3 separate regions of the Homo sapiens genome follow, and all the other regions are linked to region 2. The links are chromatin loops, found by intact Hi-C in ENCODE. Cell type or tissue: endothelial cell of umbilical vein. All regions are shown on one strand. Links, peaks and the distances in the headings refer to the core of each region. The heading gives the core; the rest is flanking DNA.

Region 1 (10,706 bases), core at 944-8,943, 360 kb before region 2:
GTCCATATCTAATCCGTGACTAAATTGTACTGTTATTGCGAATGTGCCTGGCATCTGCAATCGCTGATACAGTTTAAAAAAATATGACTATCACTTTGCTCCCAATAACAATTTTAGATCTTCTGCAAGGCACATAGCTTTTCTCTATCTGCATGCTAATTATTCAATAAATCAATTTTTTGCCTCCTAAAGTAGTTTGCTTAACAGGAGCAACGTATCATATTTCCATATAAAGTGCTTATAAAAATAAGATGGAATGGAGTGTTTCCAGAGGAGAATGATTATGAGGTTGAGCTTTTCATAGCTACATTATTAATTTATAAAATTATTTCAATATATTTCAAATTGTTAACATTGCACTGAAAGTGTTGTCAGCTACTGGCTGGAACTTGACATAAAATGTCTCATTCATAAAGCAATTTCGTCTCACAAGCTTTTGTTAAAATGGTCATTTATTAAACTCAGAAAAGGGAGATATCTTTTCAGTGTATTCTTTCTTCTTATGTATTTCTTTTGACTGTGTGTCCGTAGATTCAGAAATGTTTTCTCGATGACATGGCATTCTATATTTATTTGCAACAGAGTAAATAATCACCATTTTTGAAGAAAAATAAACTAGCTTGTCTGATTTGGATCTTAAATACAAAGCTCATCAGAAAATGAATTGTTTTCTTTTGCAAGAGCAACAACCAGTCAATCACTTACCGGACCTTTACTGAGCACTCCAGTATTAAAGAGAATATGCTAGGTGCTGGGCTCTATGGGAGACGCAACAAAGTGTGAGATATGGCATATCATAGGCACAAATCTATCTCTATGGGTCTCAGAAATGATTCATAACAAGGATTTATTTTATCATACTTCAATATTCCTTAAGTACCATATCTAAATCATTTTATTTCTGACACCCCATTCCCTTCTGTACATGTGCTTATCTAATATTTGTGCTTCAAGTGCTTTATGTTGAAACAGCTGTTACACAATTTTGCAAAAAGCAAACTGGCTTTAATAAAATCAATTGTTTCTGTGTGATAGAATGAACTTTAAAACTGGGGTAAACACTCAGTCCAACAATGATTTGTAAAGTAGTAGTGTTTTGCATCCAAGTCAATAATTTAGCTCATCCTTAGCTCTAGAAAGGACTGAGGGTCACCTGAGGGTTTGGCAAATCTTTGGTGGTAAGAGTTGGAATGAGAGTCTCAAGGTGAGGGACAATATAGTACATAAAAGCCAAGAGGTAGACATGCTGCTGGGAGAGAAAGAGGCTCATTATGTATAGTAGGAGGAAGATAAATTTTTAGTCAGATGATTGGGGACCTAGTCAGCTGGATTCATTTACTAACACTCTTAAAATTGGAAATTTGTACTTTGAAAATCTTATTTTTCTCTCTATTTGTGTTTTATGTCAATTTAATTTTTATATCCTCATAGCATGCATTAAAACTCTTGAATAAATGCTACCCTGCTCAGCTCTACAAAATGGATTCTTGTCAAAACCCACAGTGGAGTTTTAGTGAGTGAGCCTGGAATGATAGTGACAGTAAGAACCAGAGGGACTGACCCTTGTTAGGAAAATAAAACATGAAGGAACAAAGAAGTTAGTTAGAAGCTGACAGTAGATTCATCCCTTTCATCCTGGAGACTGGGGCACCTTGCTTTGAAATTCAGGGGCATGTGTGTGCTTTGTTTCAAAATGAAGGCCATCTCTTACTTGTGGTAAGGTGTTCTTGGGCTCGGAGCCCAACTTATCTCATTTACTAGGCTCTAGCCTGCACAGGAAAGCTGAGGTTAGATACCAATTACACTTTGGGGACAAAGTGGAGCAAAGATCTGCATATGGTTCATACATTCATTTTTCGTGTAACAACCAAGAAATGTGCCCTTGACTGAGAACAGCACTACTAATAGCCTGCTAGGGAGTTCCAGAATCACTTACCATACACTTAATTTAACAGATATTTATCAAATGTCAGTTCTATGTCAGAACCTTTGCGGGGAACTACAGACCAGGATGAAACAACATCCTTTCAAGGTTGTCAGCGCAAACCTCTATTAAAATACATGTATTATTTGGGATGAAGAATATGTTTCCTATTAACTTACAGCATCTTAACATAAATGAGGTGATTAGTGCCTGGATAAAGCTGTGCCTCAATCAAATAATATATAAAATAAGGAAAAGCTTGTTTGATTAGCTGTGTGTGTGTGTGTGGTGGAGTGGTAGGGTAGGTGGCAGAGAGAATGATATAATCCTGAAGCAGGACCAGCTACATAATTTTTGACGCTTGGTGCAAAATGAAAATTCAGGGTCCCTTGTTCAAGAATCAGAAAAAAGTGATGTTAAAGGTACGAAACTATGAAACTTCTCCCTTTAGAAATATTTTATTACTTATGAAACTTAATAGGGGTAATAGTGACACATGAGTAATGGCATAATCTTTAGAAATGCAAAGAATAATATTTGTTTCATAATTTTATAAATCAGTGCCATAATTTTATATATACAGTGAATAATGACATTTCATTAATGTGACATCTTGATTGAGCACAAGATTCTTCTGGCTCACTTTTCTGCAAATTAATTTATAATATCACCAAAACGTATACTTACAGCAACCTTGTTTTTAGTCAATATAATTGAAAGTACCATCAGTTACTGGTGACAAATGTAAGATTGCAAATCCCCTTTGATATGTTTTAATATTGAGAAGGATTTTTCTGCTCATGCAACTGTAACTGATGCTGTCAAGAGTATTTCTAGAGAAGGACAACATTGGGGTAAGGTTTTAACAAATTATTTTAAAATATAAATTTTATTACATCTAGAGCTGATGATTCTCATGAAACAATTTTTCTAAAAAGATATAACTCTTCATACAAGTCAGTTTCATGTAAGTCAGAATTTAACTTTAAATGTAAATGTAAACAATGGTATTTTAATGTTTATTTGACATTTCCTGCAACTCGTGGAGGTTATATAATTAACCAAAAGTGACTTCATCATTTATAAACCATTCAAAATGCTTGTTTATGCATTCCACCACTCTATCTTCAATTACAAGGAAATGTTAATTTTCAAATTGTCTTCATCTTTAATATTTGGTTCATCCGAAGCTTTATATGAAAATATTTATTTTCTGTTGAATAGGATAATCTTTAAAATTAATTCTTTTCTAAGCCTGTGGATATTTCCTTTGCAAGGCTGCAACAGGTTTCAAACCCAGAAATTCTAAACTCTTTGAAAACTCCAAATAACTCTCTGATATGTTTATTGCAATGTACAATGCATTTTATACTTGTTTTATAGTAATTTGCTGACAAACTTTATTGCCTAAAAACAGGCAGTTACCTGTCCCAAAATTCAAGTCAGAGAGTAGCTATTCGTGTAGATGGCAGAGGGATGGGCTTTGGGGATGGACAGGTAAGTGAATGTCCACCTTGGTCCCAGTGCTGGCCCCATATGGAGCACCCCCTCTTTTTTGGGGCTGCAGCCACTGCCATGACAACTGTAGCTTCTGCTGTTTCCACCACTATTGACTCCACCAGTCTTGACCTAGATCCTGGCCACAGCTATTCTTTCAAGAACCTGCAGTACCCTGGACTACCCTGGGTGTGCATAGTGCATTGCATGAACTGCTATGTGCATACTACCACCTGGCATATGTTGTGTGTTAACACAAATGTTCTGTTGTCCCATTAGATTTCACTTACAAACCACAAAATCAAAGATAAAATTATTCACAATTTCAAGACAATGACAGCAGGGCTTTAAACCAAGCACAGGGCCCTTCTGAGAGTGAGGCCTTGAGGAAATAGGAAGAAAACTACCTCTCATTCTGATTACTTTGTAACAGAGAACAAACCCCACAATAATACTTCTTCGAAATATCCTGCCACAAGTAGATGAACAAGATTGCTTCCACCCACAAAAACCTCCTTAATGTTTTGCATTGAATACTAGTTTTCCTCCTCAGTCATATTATTTTTGCTTGAGTTTTTTGCTTCTTTTCCTCCTGCTGATGGAGCTCATTCCAGTTAGTCCTTTGCTATTTTTTTCTAAAAATTTAGTTACAGTGACACTGAGAATATTTGCAGAATGTTGCAGAATGTTCACGTAAGCATGTGTATATGTGTTTTCGGATGTGTAAAGGAGGAAGGAGAGAGAGAGAGAGAGAGAATGAATTTTATCTCTACAGAGGCAGGGAGACCTGACTCACCTCTTACTAGATGAGTAACCCTAACTAAACCACTGAAACGCTATGACATTTCTTCATCTGTAAAATGGGAATAATAATGGTACCCATTTCACAAAACTCTTTTCAGAAATTAATCAGCAAATGCCTCTTGAGAAACTTCTTGGTATCAGGTACTGTTCTGGGTGCTAAAAATACAGTAGTTTCTTCACAGAGCTACATTCCTGTAATGAGACATACAAAATGCACAATATGCAAAAAAAAAAAAAAAGATTTAGTGTATCAGATGGGGATCAGTGTTATGAAAAAAACCAGGAAGAGTTAGCAAGGACTGGGGTAGGGAGGAGAAGTCATTTTAAATAGGGTGGTCATGGATGCCTTCTCTGGTCAGGTGGTATTTGAGCAGAGGCCTGAATGGGGTGAGGGGAAAAGCCAGACAGATTCTTGGAGAACAGCATTCCAGTGAGAGAGTACAGAGCGTGCAAAGGCCAGGAAGAGGGAAGGAATTGCACAGAGAGCAGGATGGTGGGTCATGGAGGCCTTATAGGCTACTGTCAAGACACTGCCTTTTACTCTGAGTGAAACTGGGAACCATGACAGAGTTTTGAGCCAGATAGTGACATGATATGTTCTGAGTTTTCAAAGGATCTCTCTGGCTGCTGTGTTGAGAATAAACTGGAGCTGGGAAAGGGGGAAGGAAGGAGACTAGAGAGGAAGTGATTGTCATTATTTGGGTGAGAGATGATGAGGAATAGCATTGAAGGTGGTGAAAAGTGGGCGTATTCTGGGTACATTATGATAGGAGAGCCGACAGGATTTTCTGACAGACTAGATGTGGGGTATGGAAGAGTGGAATTGAGGAAACTTCACTGTGTGGTTTTTTTTTTTTGCCTGAGCAATAGGAAGCTTCAGTGAGACAATAAATACAAAGTGCTCAGTATTGCCTCCCTCATAGTTGGTGCCCAATCAACTGGTAACATATCTAGCCGATCCCCAGAACCCGTCAACCTACATGAGGTGATAGACCAGTAAGACATTTCCTGGTCCCGACAAGCTGAAAAAAAAAAAAAAGTCAAGAACCAGCAGGTGGCGCCCAACTAAAGTTAAAAAAAAAAACGGCACGCACCAGTAGGTGGCACCGAAGGCAACCTCTATTTGCCCTTGCTGATCATTAGCATAAGACACTCCCACCAGCGCCATAACAGTTTAGAAATGCCATGGCAACGACCCGAAAGTAACCTTCTGTTTCCATGGCAATGACCTGTAAGAAAGTTCTAAATAACCCATCCCTTCATTTTGCATTAACCCACCCCTTAATTTGCATATAATTAAAAGTGGGTATAAGTGGATATAACTGAAGTTGACAACATCCCATATCCTGCCCACTCTGGGCACACTGCATATGAATTAGCCCTGCTCTGCAAGGAGCAATACAGTTCAATAAAATTTACTGTTTAACACCACTGACTCGCCCAAGAATTCTTTCCTGGCCAAAACCAAGAACGCTAGCCAGCTAAGCCCCAATTTTGGGGCTCACCTGTCCCGCACCATATGCATATAAAATGGGTCACCTTCGCTGTAATAACCTACTTAACCCTAGCTCTTTGCTCCACCAACTTAGCTCACCAGTAAGTCTGCTTCCATTTGAATTGACATTCAAGGAAAGAGATCCAGGTTGTCAGGAACCCTGGGTCGTAGTCCCATATCACTACTGGCCTGTTGTGTGATCCCAGCAAGCCCCTCAACTGCTCAGCAACCAAGGGATGTTTATCAACATGATAAAATCTAACAACATTTGCACTACTTAGCTCAGAGGATGGTGAGAGCAAAGTGAAGCCAAGCTGCCAATCATGATTGGTTTGAAAATGTGTTGATTATAAAAGTGTTATAGAAATGCCAGGTTTATTAAGTGAGCATATTCATTATAATGAGTATCCTGTGGAGATTTTAATTTCAGACAGTAAAGACTAGGGCTGTAACTCTTTTGGTTTCTTTGGAATAACAGACCTGAAGATACTGCGAAGCAAATATTTTAGTACTGTTCATCTACTACCTTCCATTTAAAAGTCTCACATTTTCTTTGGAGCCATTGTTAATTCACCTCCCAGCTATTCTCCTTTTAGGCTCGGTAATCGTAGCCCAAGTACCCTTTTCTTTATAGAATCTTCTCAACTCATTTTGTTGCTGTAATGCTGGATGGGAAATAGCTTTTATTCCTTTGTCCAATTTCTGTCAACTTTTAGTGGTCGCCTGGAGCACTGACTTAAGAAGGTTTCTGAGGCCTTGTCCAGGCTCCATGGTGAAGAATGTCCTGATTCAGGTGTTTTGGAGGAAGAAGTGACTGCATGGTCTGGATTTGACATCCCTGATGTAAGGCTTATCTTGGTTTTGCTTCTAACCTTAGAGCTCTGGCAGCATGCTAATCCAAGCTGACTGCTACGGATCTTCCTGTTCTTTTTTTATGCAACAGAAATTTTTGCTAGCAAACCTCTTGTGCATTGCCTCCTTCACCTCTTTAAATTTTAACTGCTCTCTGGCATCACTCCACAGATATAATCACTTTTAACAATTTCTTTCATCTTCCTCTGGAAACTCTTTGTGCATATGTAAGCTGATATTGATATTCTTTGTCTTTCCCCTTCTTCTTAAACAATAATGGGATCATATTGTAAGCATTTTTCACCACTTACTTTTTCACCTAATAATATAACTTGGAGCTTATTCCATATCAACACCCAACTGATGGACATTTAGATGTTTTGAGGTAGGTATCTCTGTAATAGTCTCTACTTCACACATGGGGAAACTGAGGTGCACAGCATTTACATATCTTGCCCAAGGTCATCCAGCTAATTAGTTGTGAAGCCAAGATTCAAAAGTAGGTCTCTCTATTCTAGAACTCACTCTGTTAACCATCAGGTTTTACTGGCATTGCTGATTGACCCTGGAAGTGGCTGTATTACTGAGTTTCTACTTGCAGAAATGATGACATACTAATGTGTGTGTCCATTCAAAGCACTTCCCACAGTTCCACAGCAGTTCAAAGCTTCAAAGTACATCCACACACAGGATCTCATTTAATTTTAACAAACATTTGTTGAGTTTCTACTCTATGCCAGGCACCACTTTAGGCCTGAACATAAAACAATGAATACAACAAAGTTCTTGGACGCAAGGCACTTATAATGAGGTGAGAGAAACAGACTTGTAAATAGACAATTATAACATCAAACAATAAAGAATATTCTAGTTCTTTAGACCTCTCCTACTATGTGCTAGTGGTTGGTCAGTTCATTTAAAAAATGGATTACGGCCAGGAGCGGTAGGTCACGCCTGTAATCCCAGCACTTTGGGAGGCCGAGGCGGGTGAATCACAAGGTTAGGAGTTCCAGACCAGCCTGACCAACATGGTGAAACCCCGTCTCTACTGAAAATACAAAATTAGCCAGGCATGGTGGCACATGCCTGTAATCCCAGCTACTCAGGAGGCTGAGGCAGGAGAATCACTTGAACCTGGGAGGTGGAGGTTGCAGTGAGCCGAGATTGTGCCACTGCACTCCAGCCTGGGAGACAGAGCGAGACTCCGTCTCAAAAAAGAAAAAAACAAAAAATTGATTACATTGGGGAATTACAAAAAATCAGGTACACATTTAAGTGGTTCAATCTTCATTTAAACATTTTAAATATTTAAATATACATACTTCCTCATCTTTTGATATTTTTGAGGTCTATTGAGTATACTTTCCTACTTCTTTCTTGCATAACCTCACCCATAAAGTTTTACTTCTGATTTTGTGTCAGTTTATTTTAGCTGGAACAAGAACTTAAATTAAAGTACTTGCAAAGGAATCAGGTCACAGAATCAAACATTTTAATGATTTTTCACAAACAATCGTTGCCCCACTCATACTTAATTTGACAGCAGTTGTTTTAGTGAGTTCCCTTCCAAAGCAATTATCTCAGCTGTCATAGTACAGCAACTTTTTTCTTTTTCCACTCATCTTTTTTTTCTAGTGGGTATTTACATAATATTTGACTAAATTATGTAATTATAATACAACAGGCATACGCAGCTTCGGGAACAAACTGAACTGATTTTCCAAAAGCAAATAACTCACTTCAGGGGAGCAAAAGTGGGCACTCAGTCTACTATGGGGCAGTATTGCCTAGTGACCGGCTGGAGTTCAAATTTCTGCCTAGCCACCTGCAGGCTGTGTGACTGTGAATAATTTAATCTCTCTGTGCTTCAGTGTTTTCATCAGTAAAATGAAAATTATAATAGTGTTACTGTGTGAAGTATATGAGTTCGTACTTGTAGAGTGCTTGGAAGAGTACCTTACACAAACTTCTGCTGTTATTGCTATTTTCAGATGGTAACCTATTTGTTGTAAATTTCCTGAAGGTACTTGTCAGTACGTTCGATAGAAGATTTGAAGCACTTCACTTGGTCTAGCAGTTCACTTAAATAGAGACTGATTAAATTGGGAGTATCAACAAGAAGCTTTTCCCCTATGTTTTCATCTAGTATTAACGTTTCAGGTCTTGCATTTAATTCTTTTATCCATTTTGAGTTGATTTTTATGTGTGGTGTAAGATATGGGTCCAAATTCATTATTTTCTATGTGGATATCCAGTTTTCCCAACCCCAGTTGTTGAAGAGAATGTCCATTCCCATTGTGTGTTCTTGGCAGCCTTGTAGAAAATCAGTTGAGCATATTGTACATGCATGGATTATTTCTGTGCTCTCTATACTGTTCCAGTGGTCTATATGTCTGTCTTTATGCTAGCATGATATTGTTTTAATTACTGTAAATATTTATAAGATATTTTGAAATCAGAAGGTGTGACGTTTCCAGTTTTGTTCTTGCCAATTAAACCTCAGTCAAACTTGAGGAAAAAAATAGGATCAACAAGATAAGAATGAGTTCTGCCACTGTGAGTTGAAATGAATTCTAAACTCTGATTATGCATTAAAATTACCTGGGAGAAGCCGGGTGCGGTGGCTCACACCTGTAATCCCAGCACTTTGGGAGGCCGAGGTGGGCAGATCACGAGGTCAGGAGATCGAGACCATCCTGGCTAACACGGTGAAACCCTGCCTCTACTAAAAATACAAAAAAATTAGCCGGGCGTGGTGGTGGGTGCCTGTAGCCCAGCTACTCGGGAGGCTGAGGCAGGAGAATGGTGTGAACCCAGGAGGCGGAGCTTGCAGTGAGCCAAGATCACGCCACTGCACTCCAGCCTGGGCGACAGAGCGAGACTCAGTCTCAAAAAATAAATAAATAAATAAATAAATAAATAAATAAATAACCTGCGGGGCTTTGAACACATTTTTTTTTTCAAGTGAGAGCAAGTTTATTAAGAAAGTAAAGGAATAAAAGAATGGCTACTCCATAGACAGAGCAGCCCCAAGAGCTTCTGGTTGTCTATTTTATGGTTATTTCTTGTTTATATGCCGAACTAGGGGTGGATTATTCATGAGTTTTCTGGGAGAGGGGTGGGTAATTCGGGGAACTTAGGGTTCCTCCCTTTTTTAGACCATATAGGGTAACTTCCTGACATTGCCATGGCATTTGTAAATTGTCATGGTGCTGGTAGGAGTGTCTTTTAGCATTCTAATGCATTATAATTAGCATATAACGAGCAGTGAGGACGACCAGAGGTCACTCTCGTTGCCATCTTGGTTTTGGTGGCTTTTGGCTGGCTCCTTTCTGCAGCCTATTTTATCAGCAAGACGTTTATGACCTGTATCTTGTGCCGACCTCCTATCTCATCCTGTGACTTAGAATGCCTAACATCCTGGGAATGCAGCCCAGTAGGTCTCAGCCTCACTTTACCCAGTCCCTATTCAAGATGGAGTCACTCTGGTTCAAACACCTCTGACATTTCCCCCCTCCCTTATACAAGGGAACGCTTAATCCTAAGGTTTGTAGAGGGAGGAAGGTCCATCTTCTGTAACTTCTTCAGGCTGAATAAAGACAATGATATTCCTACCTAACTATTAGGGTCTCTTGTATTCAGGGTAGAGAGGAGCTCAGTCAGAAACTGTCAGTATGGTGAAGGCCATTTGTAACTCCAACAAAAGGTAATATCTGGAAGATTAGTAAGTGTTCAGTTTAAGAAAACGTTGAGTAAGCTTATCCATCATTCCTACACAAAGAGTACAACAGCAAATATATTCCACAACAGTAAAGTAAAAAAAAGTAAATCCATCCCAAGTAAACTCAATAAGAAGGCTTTCCATGAACTGGGCAGCTGTTGGAACCAAGCTGATATGGAATTGCTATACATGCTATACATTCCAATACATGCCCAGAATTAGAATACTGATCCAGATTATTACATTAACCATCCCTCTTGTTTCTTCTGATCAGCAGCCAGAGATCACTGGTTGGTTCACAGGAATAAGCAGAGTTAGTCTAACTTGCAGAAAAAAACTCAAAAACAACTGATGAGACTATAATTGAGTAACAGGTATATCATAGTTTTTGAAACATATTTTTCTCTCTCCAG
Region 2 (10,706 bases), core at 936-8,935:
CCAGGTGCACATGATCAGTCTTGGTGTTTGTGCAAAGCAACCTGAGAAACTGATATGGAACAGTCCATAGCTCCAGGTGAACACAATGAAACCCTTAATCACTGACATGAATTATATTCTAAGGGTCACATTTCCAAGGGCTGACCAAGGGGTCGATCATGATTCCAGATGTCCTTGGACATGCAAGGAGTAAGCAACCAGCTAAGAGGTCAAGTCATTGAGGATAAAAAATTGACTCTTGGTTTTTGTAAGTTTTAGGTCATAGTGATCTTAAGAGTGTCTCAGTTGAGTGGTGAGCATAACAGTCTGATATAAAATGTTGATGAGATAATGGAAGGTTAGGAATTAAAGTGAGTATACACAACTCTTTTAATGTATTTTCCTGTGAAGGGGAACCAAGAAATGAGGAGGTTTCTAGAGTATTTCAGATGTCAAGGAATTCTGTGGTCAGTTTTAAGATTAAAAATATCACAGCATATTTATATGCTGACCTAGTAATGATTCAAGAAAGAAGGAAATACATGGTAGGTACTTGTATTAGTCTGTTCTTGCACTGCCATAACGAAATACCTGAGACTGGGTAATTTATAAAGAAAAGAGGTTTAATTGTGTCACAGTCCCACAGGCTGCACAGAAAACATCACTGTGGAGGCCTCAGGAAACTTACAATCATGGTGGAAGGCGACAGGGAAGCAGGCACATCTTACATGGCAGGAGCAGGGTTGGGGGTGCTGCCGCACACTTTTCAACAACTAGATCTCATGAGAACTCTATCACAAGAACAGCAGCGAAAGGGGAAGTCCACCCCTATGATCCAATCACCTCCCACCAAGCCCCACCTCAAACACTGGGGATTACAATTCAACATGAGATTTGGGCAGGGAAAAAAATCTAAATCACTATCAGCCCTTGAAAAGAGAGAGGTAGGCTGGGCGCGGTGGCTCACGCCTGTAATCCCAGCACTCTGGGAGGCTGAGGCAGGCAGATCATGAGGTCAGGAGATCAAGACAATCCTGGCTAACATGGTGAAACCCCATCTCTACTGAAAATACAAAAATTAGCTGGACGTAGTGGCACGTGCCTGTAATCCCAGCTACTCGGGAGGCTGAGGCAGGAGAATCCCTTGAACCAGGGAGTCAGAGGTTGCCGTGAGCCGAGATCGTGCCATTGCACTCCAGCCTGGAGACAGAGCAAGACTCTGTCTCAAAAAAAAATAATAAAAATAAAAATAAAAAAAAAGGGAGAGGTAAAGAGATACAGAACTCAAGTAGAGTTCCAGGCTTTTGATGGGAGGGGCTGTTGCGAAGGTCTCTGACATGCCCTGGAGACATTTTCCTCATCATCTTGGTGATTAGCCTTTGGCTCCTTGTTACTTATGCAAATTTCTGCAGCTGGGATGAATTTCTCCCCAGAAAATGGGATTTTCTTTTCTACCACATCGTCAGGCTGCAAATTTTCCAAATGTTTATGCACTGTCACCTCTTGAACGCTTTGCTGTTTAGAAATTTCTTCCACCAGATACTTTAAATCAACTCTCTTAAGTTCAAAGTTTCACAGATCTGCAGGGCAAGGGCGAAATGCCCCCAGTCTCTTCGATAAAGCATAACATGAGTGACCTCTGCTCCGATTCCCAACAAGTTCATCATCTCCATCTGAGACCACCTCAGCCTGGACTTCATCTTCTGTATCACTATCAGTATTTTGGTCAAAGCCATTCAACAAGTCTCTAGGAAGTTCCACCCTTTCCCACATATTCCTGTCTTCTGAGCTCTCCAAACTGTTCCAACCTCTGCCTGTTACCCAGTTCTAAAGTTGCATCCACATTTTCGGGTATCCTTATAGCAGCACCCTATTACCTTGGTGCCAATTTACTGTATTAGTCTATTCTCACACTGCTATGAAAAGCTGCCTGAGACTGGGTAATTTATAAAGAAAGGAAGTTTAATTTGCTCGCAGTTCTATATGGCTGGGGAGGCATCAGGAAACTTACAATCATGGTGGAAGGCACCTCTTCACAGGGCAGCAGGAGAGAGAATGAGTGCAAGCAGGAGACAGCCCAGATGCTTATAAAACCATCAGATCTCACGAGAACTTACTATCATGAGAACAGCATGGGGGAAATTGCCATCATGATCCAGTCACTTCCCACTCTGTCCCTTCCATGACACATGGGGATTATGGGAATTACAGTTCAAGATGTCGTTCGGGTGGGGACACAGCCAAACTATATCACTTGTAAACATTCATATACATCTGTACATACCTTCACACACTTATAAACACACACAGCATCACACTCTCATATCTCTTACACATGCTGAAAAACACATACTCAGTAACACACACTCACACATTCAATCACACACATTTTCACAAGTCTCACACACTCATACATACACATTCCTATACTCAAATACACTCACAAATTCTCTTACATGCTCTGTAACACTAAAACTCTCACACACTTTCAGATTCACACAGTCACATTCTGACACATACATACTTTCAAACACACACTCCTACATATACTCACATAATCACATACACTCACACTTACACATAGTCTCACACTGAAACAGCCACACATTCACACAGACACGAACTCACAGATGTGAAAGACATATCAGTTTTCATTGTTGCCATGGCTATTCTAGCAGTGAGAATATTTAAATAAAAATACAAAAATCCTTTGGAGTTTATATTCTACTGGGTAATGATAGATAACTAAACAAATGATATAATATCAAGCAGTGATTCATGTTATGAGGACAAGTTGACTAGGATAAAAGAATAAAGTGCGGGGGTGATATATTAAGTACAGCAGTCTGGGAGGTTTTCAGAACATTTGAGCAGAGACAGGCTGTGGTCATATTTGTGTTTTAAAAAGTAAATACATACTATGGAAAAATAATTAGGTGATAATGGTGGAAACAATTTTCTGGTCAGGAGATGATGGTGTCATGGAATAGAAATGATGCTGAGTTAGAACAGGTGGATAGCAGTGGAAGCGCTAAGAAAGAGTGGTATTCTAGATATATTTTGAGCATAGAGGGAACAGAATTTGCTAACAAATTGGAAATGAGTCATGAGAGAAAGAGAGGACTTAAGGATGATTTCAAAGTTGTTGATTGGAGCAACTTGAAACATAGAGCTGCCATTTACTATAATAGAATGAAGGATACAAAGAATAGCCTGCTTGTCACTGGGGAAATGGGAATGCAGTGGAAATGGAGAGTTCGGGTTTGGACATTAGGTTAAGGTAGCTATTGGTCATTCAAGCAGAAAGATTAGAAATGAAGATTAGAATATGATAAGCATTAGTCTGGAGTTAGGGCCAATGTTGTTTATTAAGTATTCATTAATTCACTCAACCAATAATTATTGAGCACCTCTGCTCTTATAGGCTCCGGAGATTCAGAAATTTACAAGACCAAGTCCCTTTCCTCAGAGCTCACATTCTGGTAGGGGAAGACAGCCCATATACAAATAAATATATTGTAAAATATAAAGGTAGTGATAAGTGTTATGACAGGGAAAATGAAACTGTGCTTGACACAGTTATGTGGATTTAAATCACATAATGAATGCAAGGAGATACTGGTATTATTCCCAATTTACAGTTGGGAAAAGCAAGCCTCTCACATGCCAAGTAGTAAGTCAAGGCTTAATGAATAAATGAGTTAATATTTTAACGTATCGAACTGTATAGGACTACCAAGGCTTCACTCCAAAGATACTGGCATGGATCATTCTATTTTGTCCCCAAGCCACCATACCAAGTTACCCATCTGTCTTGATCCTGAAAAGTAGTCACTAAACAGAAAATGGGCAACAAAATACTGTGAACACCCGAGGTTCCTAAAAGTACATGAGGTTTGAAATACAGCAAAGGAAACCATGAACGGGAAAATTTTAATAGCCCTTTAAATTTGAAAAGACTTTCAGTTTACAAAGCTTTTGCACTTATATACAAATTTTCCTGAATTACATAGACCAGAGTATAAAACATGGGTGCATTCACCATTTCATTGGTCTTTATAGTAACAACCTCTACAAATTGCCAACTTAGGATGGCCTCTTCTCCTGATCTGGAAGCCCTGCAAAGAATACCACTTTGCTCCCTATACATGCCCACCTCTGGTGGCTCCACATACATTTTCACAAGGGCTGCCATTTCCCTCAAAAATTATTGCTGAGATAAATGAACTGGAGCCCTCAAGGTGCAAATCTGCAGAGTTCTGTGACAAAGTGGGGGTGATCATCTCTTTATTTTTGGTGTCATAATCAAAGCCCCAGAGCAAATTATCTTGGGTCTCAACATATTACAGGTTATTTAGTGAAATATCTATGTCAGATATTTTGTTCACAATTCTCTATTTTCTTTGGACCCAGGCATAAGTCTGTTGGCAGTGGTGGGGGTAGAGCAACATCCTTTCCCTTGGCATCGTGTTCCTAAACAGAAGAACCTATGCTAGAGCAATACGCACAGCCTTTCTCCACAGGAGGAGGCATGTCTTCATTTAGTTCAATACATGCTACTTCTCTTTTTAGGACAAGCCTACAGTGAGGAAGCACATAGTCTTAGTTCCACACACCACGAGTTTCTCAGGTGCAGGTCTTCATTGGAGGAGATGCACCACATTTGTTCAGTGGTGCTTATGACTAGGTAAGTCTAGCTAATTGTGGGATGTAGAATTAGGAGAGTCACGTTTTCCTGCACAGCTGAAACATATTCTCCAAACCCAGCTGTTTTTAGTAATAAAGATGCTAGTGTTGATCTCCATCTGTCTGACTCGGTTAATTGCAAACTCAGGTGAAAAGAACAGTGCCATGTATTGGGCCCACTGAATCCCACAAAGTCTGTGGGGACTAGGCTAAAGAGAGTTTTCACTGACAGACTGTCCTCAAAACCATTCCCTAGATGCCACTGTATTTTTTTCACTTGCCTAAGGTTAGCAGTCTAGATCTCTTCCTTAGGGGAATTAAATTATAATGATATTTTTAACTTTGGGTTCAGTCCTTCATTTCTTCCCTCCTCCTTTCCTTCAACAAGTGTTTAGTGATGGCTTTTCTTTTCCAGGCACTGTCCTGACCTCTGACAATGCAACAGTGAGCAAGACAGAAATAGCACCTCTCCTCATAAAGCTTACAGTCTAGTAGCCCAACAAACGTAATTGAAATGGTCACCTGAGTGTTAGAGTGTATAATATCAACAAGCGCTGTGAGGGTCTTGGACTCTGATACAGTCTGAGGGATCAAGGAAGCCTCCCTTGTGAAAACGATGCTTGAGCTGAGATCTAAAGAATGAGTTGAAGTTAACTAGACAGAAAGATGGGGTATGAGAAACAGTGTATTTTAAACAAGGGCAAAGGAATAAGCAAAGGCCTGATGGTAGTAAGGAGGGAGTATCAAAGTTTGTATCCACCCATCACTTTCGTCCTCTCAACCAGCCTTTCTACAATTTAGCTTGGATTCTCCTTTTACACATGAATATATTGAGGCACAAATGGTTACTAGCTGCATGACCTTGGATAAGTAGTAGAACTAAAATGTAAAGCCAACATTCAGTGCTTCTAAGGTAGTACTTCTCCATTGGAGGCTAATCCCTCACACTCTACCCTCCCTAGGCACATTTGGCAATATCTGGAGACATTTTTAGTAGGAGGGATGAACTACTGCCATCTAGTGGGTAGAGGCCAGGCCTGCTGTTAAGCATTCCGCAGTGCACAGGACAGGGGTCCACATGAAATGATTATCTGGCCCGAAATATCTTTTTCTTCAGCTTTTGGAGATTTGTTTTCAATTTATTTCTTAACTTTTTATTCCGGCCACATATATGTTTATGTATGTGTATATGTATATTTGATATAATCATTTCAAAAATTTAAATAGTGCCAAAGTTGAGAAACCCCACACCAAGCTCCTAATCTTCCCACAGTTCTGCCTCATTACCTGGAGGCTTCTCAGTCCCTCATGCAAATGGACTTCTGGCCAATCAGCTCTAATTAGCCATTTTTATTCAGTAGTGGAAATGGATTAGATTTAAGCAGGGACCTCTGCTACTTTGCAATTATCTCAATGATCTTCACCAGCTTTGTATTATCCCTTAGCCTCATAGATGAGGAAATAGAGGTTAAATTACATGCCTTGGGTTTCAGAATCCAAAGCAACAGAGTAATTGAGTCCAGCTCTTCTCAAATTGATATTGTTTTCTCTTCATATCGTGGCCCTTTTGAGGATACATGCTTGCTCTCAGCCTTCTCAAGTACAACTGGCAAAGGCTGGAGATGCAGGTCTGGATCGGAGCTGCAGGAGTGCTGTGAAGAGTTTGTCAAACTTAATGGCCGCATTATTTTTTTAGGAGCTTGAAAATCAGCCTAGTGTTATTCAGCTTGAATTCTTCTCTTGCTAGGCTCAAGGCACATCAGACACACAATCTGCTGTTTGTGTAGAAAATATGTCAGGAGAGAAAAAGATAGCACCCACATGCGAGCATCTGCTGGAAAAATTCATTTTACCATTAACCATACAATTGAGTGAGAAAAACATCTGTGCCTGCTATTGCAGATGTAATCATAAAACCCAAATGTAGCAATGAAACAAAGCGGAAGAGGGGCAGAGGATGAGGAACTAGAGAAACACATGACTTTAGTGTCAGGAAGGGATGGCTCTGTGGCTCTGTTGCTGTACTGAATACTCTCACCTCCACCTTTCAAATATGACACCATCCTTAGGGAACAACACAATTGTAAGCAGGCAAATTATGCATGAGACATAGCATCTTAAACTCAAACCAGCAAGGCGGCTCCGAGAGAGCTATAAACAAGGCAGAGGAATCCCAGAGACTGCAAATTAACAGCAAAAAAACCATCTAAATAGATGTTGGCAGCATTTCAGTATTAAGGCTGACTTAGAATTGTGGAACTGGAGAATGCAGAAAATGTCAAAGCCCTCAGAGATCAACTAGTTTAATTCCCAGTTTTACTCATAAGGAAACCAAAGCCCAGAGAGGGATGTGACTGCCCAAGGTCACACAGCTAGTTAGTGGCAGATGATTCCAGACAGTTCCTGGGGAACACAACTTGTTTTTCAGACTGATAAGAGGAAGAACTTTCACAAAACTTTTCAAGTATCCGGGAGCATCAGCTTGAGAGCATAATTGTATTACAGTGATATAAAGGTAGACTTTGACTCTGGAAGCCAAAAGCCAATGGTGATTACCCAGCTTTGTTCAACCTGCTGAGGTATAATTCTGCTGCTCAAGGTGGAATAGAAACACCTATGAGATCTCAGCAAATGACACTGTACATCTGCTTTGAAAACAAATCTCAAATGTAAATGTGGTTCTGCTTCAGTTGTGTTTCCAGTTTCAAAGCAGCATACAACTTTGATCTGAAAGTGGGAAGAAGGAAATCCGACAAGGTCTAAGGCACCCCATTTCACACTCTCGTCGGTCAGTTTGCATGGTCCAGTGAAGGAGCCTGCATCCACGGAACCAGGAAGACTAGCATTGGCTTCTGGTTCTGCCTAGGACTAGCTGTATGACTTTGGGACGAAGGCCACTGGGCTTGAGCCCTCTATAGCCTTTTCATCATGGAAAAATGGAATAAGGAGAAGCAAAAGTAGAGGATAAAATGGAGAAATGTATGGTAAGAGATGGGGGTAAGAAACAGGGCTACCCTCTCTCCCTGCTCATGCCCTCAACTGACAGCATAACTAGCAGCATGTTATGGAGCCCAGACAATGTCCCTTTTCAATTCAGTTGTGTTCACATCATTCCTTTTATTCTTTTGTGAAGTCTTAGTTCAAATCTTTTGTCGATTTGTACTGGTCATTTACTTGTTAATGAATTGTAAGCAGGATTTATAGGTTGAGGATACAAGTACTTTGATATAAGCGCTGTAAATAGTTTCTGCGGTCCAAGACTTCCTTTCCCATTTTCTTGACCGTATCTTTCAAATGGCAAACATTTTTAATTTTGACATCAAATGTATCTTTTTTTAATGTTTGTGTTTATTGTGTTCTGTATATAAAACTTTTGCTTATCCTAAAGTCACACATTTCTTTATTTTTTATTTTTATTTATTTTTATTTTTGAGACAGAGGCTCTCTCTGTTGCCCAGGTTGGAGTGCAATGGTGTGATCTCGACTCACTGCAACCTCCACCTCCCGGGTTCAAGCGATTCTCCTGCCTCAGCCTTCCAAGTAGCTGGCATTACAGGCACCCACCACCGCGCTTGGCTAATGTTTTGTATTTTTTAGTAGAGACTGGGTTTTGCCATGTGGGCCAGGCTGGTTTCAAACTCCTGACCTCAGGTGATCCACCCACCTCGGCCTCCCAAAGTGCCGGGATTACAGGCATGAGCCACCGTGCCTGGCCACAAATATTTTCTTTTATACTTTCTTCTAGATGTTTCAGAGTTTGAGGTTTTACATTTAGGTCCATTTAGAAGCTATGCACATTTATTATCTATTTTGAGCTGATTTGTGTGTATGACATAAGTTAAAAGTTAGTGTTGGCTTTTTCCCGTATGGGTATACAGTTGGTACAGCAGTATTGGTTGAAAAGGTCATTTTCCCCATTTAATTACCTTGGTACCTTTGATAAATTGATCATATATGTATAACACTTTTGGCTTGTGGGCAGACCTAGACCTACACTTCAAAGACAATGCAAAGGAAGACACAAGTTTACAAACACATTTGCTCTGATTCCAGCTCAGTGAAGCTCAACTCATGAGGTCTGACTGTCTAGGACATCACAGTTTTTCCCAGGGGAGAAGGAGGGTGAAATAACAAGAGACTACTTAGGATAGTTAATTATAACAGGCACACAAGATTGGGGCAATCCTCGTCTCTACTTTATAAGCATCACATTACTAATCCTTCTAAACAACCCTGTGAAATCACAATTAATGCGATCCCCATGCTTTAAAGTGAAGCATTGAGAGGTCACTTACTTATCTAAGGTCATGTAGAGCTGGAGGACCTGGAGTCTGAAACTAGACTCTATGATGCCAGAGCTATGCTTTGAATCACTGTTTCTATTTATCTTTGTAGCTCCATTACTGTTATCTGCACAGTGCTCTGTAATGGTTCTCAACTAAAACAACCTACTACTATTCTCTTCCCTCCCAGCTGTTGAGGGCTAACTAATAAAAATAGTTAATATTTGTTGAGCACTAAAGCGCATAGGCTCTTTACATACATTAGTTCATTCAATTCTCACAACAGCTCCAAATAAGTTTTGTACTATTATCATCTCCATTTTACTGATGCAGAAACTCAGTCTCAGATCCTTTAAGTAACTCTCTCTAGATCATACAGCTATTAAATGACAGAGCCAGGATCTCAAGCCAAAATTGCCTGCCACTACATTCCCTGCTCTTAACTACTACAACGTGCCACCTTCTAGACTTTTTTTTTTTTTTTTTAGATAGGAGTCTCATTCTGTCACCCAGGATGGAGTGCGGTGGCGCGATCTCGGCTCACTGCGCCCTCCACCTCCCAAGTTCAAGCGATTCTCCTGCCTCAGCCTCCCAGGTAGCTGGGATTACACGCTCGGCCACCACGCCTGGCTAATTTTTGTATTTTTGGTAGAGATGGGGTTTTGCCACGTTCCCAGTCTGGTCTCGAACTCCTGACCTGAGGTGATCCACCCATCCCAGCCTCCCAAAGTGCTGGGATTACAGGCGTGAGCCACAGCGCCTGGCTTCACCTTCTAGACTTTAAGGTAGATTATCCCTGCATGGTTGCAGGGGGTGAGGTAAAGACACTGGTAAGTCGCTAATGTGCCTTCACACCCAAGAAGATTCCCTGGATCTATGTCTATGTTTATCACTTAAAGCTAGGGGTTGGGAAAATGAGCAATTCAGAAGTTCCCACAGCTGACTTAGAATTTCCATGGAATTGCCTGTCTTCAGAAGATCAAAGGCTTCCGTATTACAAAGTGGCACCACTTGCTCTATTCTGCTTGGAACTTCAGGAAGAACAGTATATGCAAAATGATTCATTTTGATAAGCTGTTATGGATTAACCTAACAACAAATAAATTATTCAATTATTCAGAATTATCCTAATAATACTTTTATGTTTAATCTTTATGATCTTCAATATGGTTTCACCAGTGCTCTCTCATTTGGTTTTCACAACCTTGTACAATAAGCAGAGAAGATGCTATTATCCCCATTTGACTGATGAAGAAACTGAAAATTAAATGGAGGTAAGTGACTTGTCAGGTTTACAGAGCTAGTATGCAGTGGAGCTGAGATTGAGCCCCAGGTCTTTTGACGGCTCGCTAATAATTTTCAAATCAAAAGCCACTAATGTTACAATCATTGTGCCTTAATATTTCAGGTTATTCAGATGCAGACTGTAACAACACCAAGATCTCAAAATATTTTCTTTAATAATTATTTTCCTAAATTATGAGCATCCTAGTATCACTATCTGGACCACTGGGATAGAAACAGCTGCACCTATGGCCTTTCAAGTGAAATCACTTTAGCAGGCTTTTAAGACAGACTGGGCCAAAGGAAAAGATTACTGAAAGGAAGGAAGGAACATGTTACCTTGAAGGGTAATCAATTATGCGAATGGTTTCACTGCCTGTTATACCATGGATTATGCTTTCATTTTTCATATTAATGTTCTTTATGTTTTTCAATTAGTCACAGCAAATTACCTGTCCTTCGCCTTGGCAAGAG
Region 3 (10,706 bases), core at 1,142-9,141, 510 kb before region 2:
CTCAAAATCATTCATAGAATAGAACTGGAAATGTAGAAATGAGAGAGCCCAAATTCAGAGGTGTTAGGTTCAGCAAACAGAGCATGACGTTTGGTTCGAGCCCACCTGTAGGACCTTGAGTAAGCCAATGTTTACACTCAGTTTCTGCATCTGAAAAAATATGGCAAAGAAGATGTGCTTACATCACAGAATTGTGGTGAGGGAGGATTAACTAAAATACTATACTTTGGGAAATAGTTTGTAAATTTCAAAGTGCCATTAAAATGTAATGAATTACTATTATAATCATCACTGTCTGAGGTCCTACAGCTTATAGCGACCTCGTCAGTTTTTCGAAAAGAGAGAGAGAGAGAGAGAGAGAGAGAGAGAGAGCACTCTTATCTTTCCCCACTAGATGGCAGGCGAGCCACTTGGTAAAGTACTGATTGGCTTAGGACTCTAGAAACCACAGCAGGATTTTGGTTTGTGAAGCAGCGTAGCAATGGACAAAGGGTGAATTAGAAGTCATGAAAAGCAGAGACAGCCTGTATCCCATCGGTTTGCAGTTTACCAGCATTTCGTGTGTATGAAAACATGGTCTTTTTCTTTTGACTGTGAGAAAAATGATAGCTAAACAAATAATTTATCTAAGAAGGAAAATGTTGAGCCCACTCAATTACAGCTAACAGACTTAACGATTATTTGTAACACCACTTTATAGGTAATGTCTTCATCTATATCAGGGATTGACAAACTGCTTCTGTAACAGTAAATATTTCTGGCTGTGAGGGTTAAATGGTTTATGTTGAAACTATTCAGCTTTGCCACTAGCAGAAAAGCAGCTTGAGACAATATGAAAATAAGTGGGCATGAATAGGTTACTATAAACGTTTATTTATGGACACCGAATTTTGAAATTCACATAACTTACACTTGTCACAAAATATTCTTCTTTTGATATTTTTTGAGCACTAAAAAATGTAAACATTATTTTTAGGTGAAAGATTGTACAAAAAATGACCATAGGCGTGATTTGACTGGCAAGCAGTAGTTTGCAGATCCCTGGGCTAATGTTAAAGACTTCTTAGCTATCAGATTAGCAGTCTCCTTAATCTATATATTTATAACTCTCATAACACATATTTCAATGTGGTTAGTATATTTTTTGCATGTATAAATTACTAAAAATCCATGTGATATTTTTGCCTACATCTGTTATTGTCTTGTTTGTTAAAGACTATAGACAAAAAAATTCAAGTAGTAGGCCAGGCGCGGTGGCTCACGCCTGTAATCCCAGCATTTTGGGAGGCCAAGGCGGGCAGATCACCTGAGGTCAGGAGTTCAAAACCAGCCTGGCCAACATGGTGAAACCCCGTCTCTATTAAAACAAAAAAATACAAATATTAGCCAGGCATAGTGGCGGGTGCCTGTAATCTCAGCTACTTAGGAGGCTGAGGCAGGAGAATCGCTTGAACCCAGGAGGCAGAGGTTGCAGTGAGCCGAGATTGTGCCACTGCACTCCAGCCTGGGTGACAGAGGGAGACTCTGTCTCAAAAAAAAAAAAAAAAAAAATTCTAGTAGTTGGTGCATTGTTCTTGGGTTTGTCAGAAAGAAAGCACACAGTTAAATGTGAATTTCAGTTAAAAAACTAAAAACAAAAGGGATTCACTGCTTTCTCTGAGACTCAATTTTAACTGGGTGAACTAAATTGCTAAGTCTGATATTTGTTCTTGTACTGACCGATCCTCATTTATTAAGGCCTTAATAAATGAAGTTGAATATCTGAAGACAAGACTTCTCCAGTAAAATATGTCTTTGGGGAATTGGGAGAAATATGGATCTTCACTGGCCTGGTTGTTTTCCGTGCACTTTAACGCATTAAAACAACTGTATGGCATTAACAGCTGTTTTTCACATCCATTTTCTAGAAGAACAAATTCTGAGCTGCCAGTCTCAGTTGAACAAGCCATTTAAAATGCTTTGTAAGAATCTCAGAGTAACCTGTGGACAAGCACTTGCCATTTTATGTTGCGAAGGGCTTCAGAGAAATTTGAGGTCTTATAAAGGAATTGAGTAGGAACAGCAAATAAAATCCTCCCAGGCTGGCGTTCTGTGAAACTGAGCTTCCTTCAGGCCGTTTCACAACAGAAACTCGGTCCTCCTCTGAAAGCTTTTTTATACCCCTTGATGGAGGTGTCAAGCGTGCACAGGCAGCAATTCGTAGGGCCTGCTTTAGAGAGGTTTCTTTTTGTGTGTATCTGTTAGGATTCACTACTGGTATTAAATATTAACCCACATTTAATTTGCCTCGTGACTTTTCACGACAGATATTGAATGTTAAATACTCTCCAAATCGGATGTTTTTTCCAGTTTTAAGATTTGACGCCCTTATGATCGAATCCATCCACGACTTTTACAGTTATTGAATAACCAACAGACCCTTGGAGGGTCTCTTACCGCTCTGGACTTGAGTTGGTTAATTCCGCTGCAGAGACGGAGTGGGGCGGGGGCGGGGGTGGGGGTGGGGGTGGGGGTGAGTGGTGTAACTGAGGAAGAGTCCCTGGCATACTGCAACTAGGTCAGAAGTGACAGCATTCAGCCCTCCCCTCCTTAGGGAGTGGGGTAAGGGGGCGACCCCGCCCAGTGCAGAGGGTGGCGAGTCAGGAGCCGACGAATGCTGGAGAGGCCATCCGCAGGGGCGGGTCTCTCCAGAGAGCAGCCGGGTGACAACGTGGCACAGAACGGCACTGCATCGGAGTAGGCACACTGCAAAGACGAGACGAGTCCTCCCCAGAGAGGGGAGGCGGTTAAGGAGAGGAGATTGCGTGGCTCGGAGCAGCCAGACCCGGTAAGCCGACTCCTTCCCGTATTCCGCTTTAACCAAGCTTGTTTCCCTGGCGGCCCCACAAATTCCCTGAGCGGAGCGTCTTCGCTGGCTCGCAGCCAGCCAGTCAGAGCCCACCTCTGCGACCTCCTCCTCCTTCCCATCCTGAGGGCTCCTGCCTCGGCTCCCGGCTTCCTCCTCCGGGCTATCTTTTACCCCTTCGGTAGCTGGAAAATCGCCCTCACTCAATCACCACGGTGGTAAATAGGGCAAAACGAGCAAGGCACTCGCCTCGGGTGCAAAATTTAAGGCGGCACCAAGATACTCAGTAATCAAGATAAAACTGTTCATGCAGTCTCTTTAAAATTCAAAGTTATAGCCAAAATTCCGCAAGAAGCTAGATAAGAAATATTAAATAAGGGCAAGCTCAGACCTTGCACTTGAACGACTTAGCCTCACTTGCCTCACCCGAATCCCCGACGCAGCTAATCAACTCTGAAGTGATTCCCTCCTCTCCGTGGTGCCACGTAGTAGACCTCCGGTTTTCGTTGTGTATACGCCTTCCTGGTTGTGTGGGAAGGGGCAGGGACTGAGCCTCAAGTAGCGCAGCCCAGTGCTTTGTTCACCGAGGCCCTGGGGTCAACGTGGATTTTGGAGTAGCCCAAAGCTGAGAGCTTATGCAGCCGCCCCAAGTTGCAAAGCTTTGCATTGGAACCGCCCGATCCCCACAGAAGCAAAGTTCGAGGGGAAACTGCACTCCCTTAATTAGTATTTAGGAACCCCTTCAATAATTGAATTGAGTATAAAATCTTTAAAGTAACTACAAATAGCAGGGAACGGCTTTTGGAATTGTTTTTCTAGAAGAGGGACGCCTCTATGCTTAGAGATTCCTTGTTCCTCTCTAGCTTCCCATGTGTATTTGGTGGTATGGCAGTTCAGTCTGAAGTTGCAATGATACAAGCACCTTTAATGAGGATCACACTCAATAACTTAGGAAGCACCATTTACCTCTCCTAGTAAGTGACTAGACACTGTTAGGTGCTGGCTAAAAGGGGTTTTCAATTCTTACCCCTAGAGCCATTTAATGCTGATCTTGAATTGTTTGCTGCTATTACCGTTAAGGGAGGCGACAAGGGGGGCAAGTAGCTCCGGAGTAGGGGATGGACTGGTTTTATTTATAAATGCTTCTTTTTGTCTTATGCGGGCCAGTGAAAAATGAGGTAAGAGGAAGATCTGTAAAAGATCTGGAGAAGATCAGGAAACGATTGTTCAAATCCGTGTGCCTTTTCTTAAAATCTTTTGAGGTTTTGGGCTTGACCAGCTCTTCAAAAGGAAGAAAAGGGCACATGTGATCCCTGGCCTGCTAAACAGAGTTTGCTTCCCTTGAGGAGGTATCAAGCCAAATTCTACTTAACCTGGAATGGGGAAAAGGTGGGCAGAACGGTCATTGTCGGCATCGCCAAACGGGGGTCACGGCAGATCCCCTTAGCTGTTGGATTTCTTATAGGCCTGGTTTAGCTGTTCCACGCTGTAGCCAGCAGAGGGCACTGTTGCTACATAGAATCTTTTTTGACTGTTTTTGGTGGTGAATTTTCAGAGCTATTTAAAAAACTTCCATCCAGTAAGAAGTATGAACGATTTTCCATGAAATTTTAATGTGAAAAATAGATTATTATTAAAAACTGATGGATGTCTATTTGGTTGTTAACCCATTGAACCATAGAAAGAGAGTGAAGATGTTCCATAACAATCAAAGATTAAAATAGCAAGAACAAAAAATAAATGTGATAATAAATATCAGCATCATATCCCTCAATTGTTTCGAACATAAGTAGTTAGGGCTTTTGCTCATAGGGATGATACTTAAATTTTCAAATGAAGAAAGTTGATTTGTGAATTTATATTACTCATTTGGAAGAATGAAAACTGGGATATGCATGGTCATGTGATCTTATAATGTACAATTCAGTTTTCTACATAGAAGTCTCCAGTAAAATATGCTTCTACGTGCAGTGGGAATTTAAAAATTAACAATGTAAAAGATGTATAATTAATTATCATAAATGAAATAACAAAGAAAGAATGTGTATGATTCTGAGTAGGATTAGAATTGAAATCTGTTCGTTATGTTTAGGTAATATTTGTAGAAATTTAATGGAAGAGTTGTATCGATACTAATTTATTTCTTACCGTTTTGATAGGAATATGTGGAACAAAAAGAAAATTCATATTGTAGAAACTTAGACTCACATTTTGTGTTAGAACCTATGAGCTACTCTGGGTGTTTTATTTTAAGATGGTTTTTGCTCATTGTTATGCTACAGGTATTATCATACATCTTTTCTAAAGGTGGAGGCCTTCTTTTTTATTTAACCAGAAGTTTCTTGTGTTAGGATGATTTTGAGCAGTTAAGAATTGCAAGAAAAAATCTTAACATCATTAGTTTCAAGTGCATTGTAATGGATGAGTGTGTCATCTAGAGCAAGATTGCATAGCTGTACATTTTGGGCTTTCCTGCTTAATAAATGTGTGACCTCAGACAGATTATGTAACTTGTCTGAGCTTCAATTTCCTCATCTATAAAATAATAATAATAATGCCTAACACATAGGGTTGTATTAAATATTAAGTGAGTTAATATATGTAAAGCAGCTAGAACAGTGCCTGGCCCAGAAAAATTCACTTTATTAGTGTTATTTACCTATTATTTTTTTCCATTTTTGTTAATAATATTTGAACATGATGCATTAATTTCCCCTTAGTTTATTGTTTAGCTCTAGAGCTGCTTAGATTCATTTGCATATAATATTGCTTATTTAATTTTAAAGAAGTGGTTCTATGCACATTTAGTAACTTACGCCTCTTAAACATTGGCTATGCAAGAGAATTCTTGAATAATTTCATGAAGCACTCTTTGTCTCTTACTCAGAGTAGAATATTTTGAAGACATCTTTTCTCTGAAGTTTTTAGACAAGCTATAAACTAGTTTGTATTAGTCAGAGTTCTCCAGTGAGACAGAACCAATGGGATAGCTAGCTAGATAGATAGATAGAGGAGAGGGGATTTATTAGAGAAATTTGTTCATGTGGTTATGGAGGATGAGAAGGCCAAGACTGAGGGACTGACAATTGGCAAGGGCTTTCTTGCTGTGTCATCCCATGGCAAAGGAGAGAGAGGCCAAACTTGCCCTTTTGTAAGGAATCCATTCCCATGAAATGCCATTCCCATGAATGGCATTAATCTATTCATGACGGTGGAGCCTAACCACCTCTTAAAGATCTCACCTCTTAATACTGTTACAGTGGCAATTACGTTTCAACATGAGTTTTGGAGGAGACAGACATTCAAACCATAACGCAGCTCCATGACAGAATTTTCACATGCTCCAGAATGTGAATGACAGCTACTCATTTTAAGGGAAAACAGCTTAGTTTAGTGTAAAAAACATGGATATTGGAGTCTGGAGCTTGGACGCTAGCTGTGTGACTTTGGACATGCCACATGTCATCTTTGAGCTTCTGCTTTTTCAAATACAAGGATGTTGTAAGGCCAAAATATGATCAGGTTGTAAAGGGTTTGCCACATACTGAGTGCTCACATCAAAACATATTAGTTCCATTTCCTTGACCTTACTCCCTTTCTCCTTTGATAATGCTTCATTCAAGGGTAGATCGAAGACCTCAGGACCAAGGAGGAAATGAAATGTTAAGAAGATTTGACTGTAACAAAAGGGTTAGTGTTAACACATCCATTCTGTACCTATACAATAGAAGTGCAATAGTAATCTTAGAAGCTGTGAAAGAGCACTGCTGCTTCCTCTCTCTGGGCCTCTGAATTAATCAATGATGTAATATATATAACACATATAATATATATACTATATTATATATTTATTATATATACTATATTATATATTTATTATATATAAATATATATTTATCACATAATAAATATATATACTATATAATATATTTATTATATATAATAAATCTATAATAAATATACATACTATATAATATATTTATTATATAATAAATATATATTTAATTAAATATATAATTAAATATATAACATATTTATCATATATAATAAAATATATTATATATATTTGTATATGTATAGATTAGTGTATAAGTATATATATTTGTATATATTATATATATATTTGTACTAATATACATACACAAATACATATTAGTATAGGACCTAGTTACTGCCTCTAAGGCTTCATGTCTTTCTGATGGTCATATAATGGAATGAATGGGACTTGAGTTGGATGATGAGATTCCATAGATAGAAAGGAAAGAGGGAGCATTCCAACTAGAAGGAATGGTGTGAGGAGAGGTACAAATGTGATTTTGGTCAGGAGCCAATAAGTAAACTAGTCTTTCCAGAGAACCTTTCTTGGGGAAGGTGCCTTGTAGTGCCCACAAATGCAGGAAGCAAGAATTAGGACAAGGTCACCGATGGTCAGTTCAGAAGGCTTATTGAGTAAGCACAACACAGCAGAGGTACTGTTTGGGGAATAAAAAGCTGGTGGCTATGAGGGTGGACTTGGTTATGGCAAAGTTAGTCAGGAAACTATTTTAACAGTCTGGGGCCAGATCATGGAGGGCCTCATAGGCCCCAATTGCTCCTTCATCTACATTTGCTTCAGCTTTTACATCTTTCTAGACCAGTCCTGTTGTTTTACAGCTGTCTTCCATTTCAGTCTTAGATTCTGTCTTCTATTTGCAAGTGGCAATTCTAAAATCCCATTTGATTTCCATAGCATCTAATAAAATTCGGTTTTTTCTCCACCCCACCCCCCCCATGAAAGCAAATTTTCCATACATTTTGTATGCCAAAACCTAGTAACAAGGAAGAATAGGTCAGATTAATCCTAAATATCTGCTGTTTTATTCACTGCAAACATAAACCCTTTCGTTAATATCAAGACAGCTAAACAACTCCACCTCATCTAAGAAATCTGGCATCTGAAGCCCTTTATGATTTGCCTCAACAAATCTTTTACAGTTTTATTTTTACTGCCCACTTCAGCCGTCCTTTGTTTCAGCTTCATCCCTCATCTAATTCCACGCGTACCCAGCAATTTCGTGCCTCCGCCTTTGTCCCTTCCACCTGCTTGCCTTCTCCTCCACACCCTAAAAATTCTACCCATTCTTCAAGGTCCCATTCAAATGCTACTCCTTTTGAGAGCATTGCATGCTGGTCTTACTTTCTGTACTATAAACATTTATGCTATAAAATGAGGACCTATTCTATTCCAGTTACCGTCAAGGCATTCCCAAATGATTAAAACACAGGGAAACAGATGGCACTATAGTGAAATATCCTAAGTGCTGTAATCAGAGTAGGCATTGGAGGAAGGCTCTGAGAGTTTCCATCATCAATTCAAAGCCAGCAGGAGGGATCAGGGAAAGCTTCCTGGAAGAGGTGGCATCAGAGGCGTTTGAACCAGAGTGACTCCATCTTGAGTAGGGGCTGGGTAAAATAAGGCTGAGACCTACTGGGCTGCATTCCCAGGAGGTTAAGGCATTCTTAATCACAGGATGAGATAGGAGGTCAGCACAAGATACAGGTCACAAAGACCTTGCTGATAAAACAGCATGTGGTAAAGAAGCCGGCCAGAACTCACCAAAACCAATATGGCGATGAAAGTGACCTCTGGTCGTCCTCACTGCTCATTGTATGCTAATTATAATGCCCACCAAGCACCTGGATTTAAAAATTGGTAACTATTTAGCCAGGTGTGGTGGCTCACGCCTATAATCACAGCTACTTCGGAGGCTGAGGCAGTTGCAGTGAGCCAAGATCACGCCACTGCACTCCAGCCTGGGCGACAGAGTGAGACTCCATCTCAAAACAACAACATAAAAATTGTTAACATTTTTCCATAAAATAAATTACTGATAACATTGTATATCTATTTGCTTCAGTTCCTCCCTCGACAAAACATATATTTATTTATGTTACCACAGTTCCATTACTGCACCCAATAGAATCAACAGCAGTGGCCGAATGTCATCTAACAGCCTACTCATGCTCCGATTCCCTCAGTTCTTCCAAAACTATGAGTGACTATTTATTTATTAATTATTAGTGAAGCGTTATCAGAAGATCTGAGATCCGAGAACTTGGTACTGTTGTTCACTTGATATGAGTCGTAGTATGGATTGGTAGACGAACAAAACTTAAGACAACAAAATAGATAGTAATTATTTATTTGAAAACATTTTCCTCTCAAAGCTACACTAACCCAAAGAAACTGCGGGATCAACTAAGATCAGCTTGAGGACTCAACCTGGTTACCCAGGAGTTATGGCACTACCAGAAACTCTCAGGCTCTAGAGAGAAAAAAGACTACTGGGAGAGAACTCCAGACACTTGTGGATGGATAGTCAGATGTTTATTCCAACACCATTTTTTGAGTAGTCCATCCTTTCCTTAATGTTCGGAAATACTACCAGACAACTGTAAAAATATTAAAAATGAATAAGTGAACATATTTGTATTATCTTATTGGGGGAAAGACTTTTCAAAGCAAGGCAGAAACAGTTGACTACATAAATACTTGAAGCAACTTTATGGCAAAAGACAAAAGCAATAAAATTCGAAAGTAAATGACATGCTCGGAAAAAATATTTGCAATATAGAGAGGATTAAAAATAAGTTCTCTAAAATGTTAACAGTACCTATAAATCAGTAAGAAAAAAATATAACGTGGAAAAAGGATAAGAACAAGTATTTAAAGAGGAAAGGTGATGAAAGAAATCAATTAAAACAAAAATTAGATACCTTGTGATTTACCTTCTAATTGATACAAGTCACAAATGTTGATTATGTGTCATGTTGGTAAGTACATGAGAGGAAAGAACTGTCATTTGCTTTTAGCATACAAATTGGTACAACCTTTGCAAGGGCAATTTGGCATATATACACACACACACACACACACACACACACACACATACATATATGTGTGTGTGTGTATATATATATATATATATATTTTTTTTTTTTGAGACGGAATCTTACTCTGTCACCCAGGCTGGAGTGCAGTGGTGTGATCTCGGCTCACTGCAACCTCTGCCCCCTGGGTTCAAGTGATTCTCCTGCCTCAGCCTCCCAAGTAGCTGGGATTATAGGCATGTGCCACCATGCCCAGCTAATTTTTTTGCATTTTTAGTAGAGACGGGGTTTCGCCACATTGGCCAGGCTGGTCTCAAACTCCTGACCTCGTGATCCCCCTGCCTCAGCCACCCAAAGTGCCGGGATTACAGGCGTGAGCCACCATGCCCGGCCCTGGCATATATTTTTATTACTCCAAATTTATAAGCTACTCATTTAGATTGCCTCTGTTCCTGACCTCATTTCCTATTTTTATGTTTGCTTTTTCCTAGATGGTGTGCTTCTCACCTCAGCGTGATAGCCTGACCTTGACTCCTGAGTTCCACGATCGCTTCACAACTGCAAGTCACCATCATACAAAATTTGAGTTTCCCTAAGTCCGCGCCTTTGAGAGCTTTGGAACGATATGCAAGTTCAAGTCACCATCCTGTTTCTTGCTACCTCCTGTGAGAAGACCAACATTTGGGTTACACTTGTTTCTACTCTTGTTCTTCTGCTTGTTATTGTTGCCTCTGCAGCCATTGATCACACACGTGTTGTCATACAAAAACTGGTTAGCCTTTTTATTTGTCTTGTGAATTTTATCATTTGGTTCTTAAGTATTACAAATTAATATTGTGTACTCTCATTGATATACAACTTGCAGTCATTGTAAATATGCGTGAGTTAGGGGTGAGAATGGCATGCAAGCAAAAGAACAAGGAGAGGGATGATAGAGATGCAAGAAGAGTAAAGAGGGCAAGAAAGTTTATGTTAATAGCGAACACAATGA

What was found. A loop is a pair of places that touch in the nucleus more often than their neighbours do. Peaks named below come from ENCODE experiments on the same cell type or tissue, not always from the same donor. Only the 100,000 strongest peaks of a DNase experiment are listed, where the experiment ranks them.
Region 1: it touches region 2 in a loop (24-fold over the local background); 22 of 110 quality-filtered maps call a loop at or near these places.
Region 3: it touches region 2 in a loop (4-fold over the local background); 9 of 110 quality-filtered maps call a loop at or near these places.

Annotation. Positions count from the first base shown.
Region 1 is chrX:140,913,262-140,923,967 of GRCh38, forward strand. No RefSeq gene overlaps it. Among named protein-coding and RNA genes, the nearest start is that of MIR320D2, 7.6 kb to the right of the region's middle. In endothelial cell of umbilical vein, for the core only: a CTCF peak has its summit at 5,297 (motif pointing right); a DNase peak (open chromatin) is centred at 5,290; H3K27ac peaks cover 353 bases.
Region 2 is chrX:141,272,801-141,283,506 of GRCh38, forward strand. No RefSeq gene overlaps it. Among named protein-coding and RNA genes, the nearest start is that of SPANXC, 36 kb to the left of the region's middle. In endothelial cell of umbilical vein, for the core only: a CTCF peak has its summit at 5,701 (motif pointing left); no DNase peak of the experiment used is centred there.
Region 3 is chrX:140,761,872-140,772,577 of GRCh38, forward strand. It overlaps LINC00632 (long intergenic non-protein coding RNA 632), which reads left to right. Exons shown (of 5, transcript NR_173140.2): 4 at 10,207-10,487. Among named protein-coding and RNA genes, the nearest start is that of LINC00632, 57 kb to the left of the region's middle. In endothelial cell of umbilical vein, for the core only: a CTCF peak has its summit at 4,314 (motif pointing right); a DNase peak (open chromatin) is centred at 4,350; H3K4me3 peaks cover 1,308 bases; H3K27ac peaks cover 1,306 bases.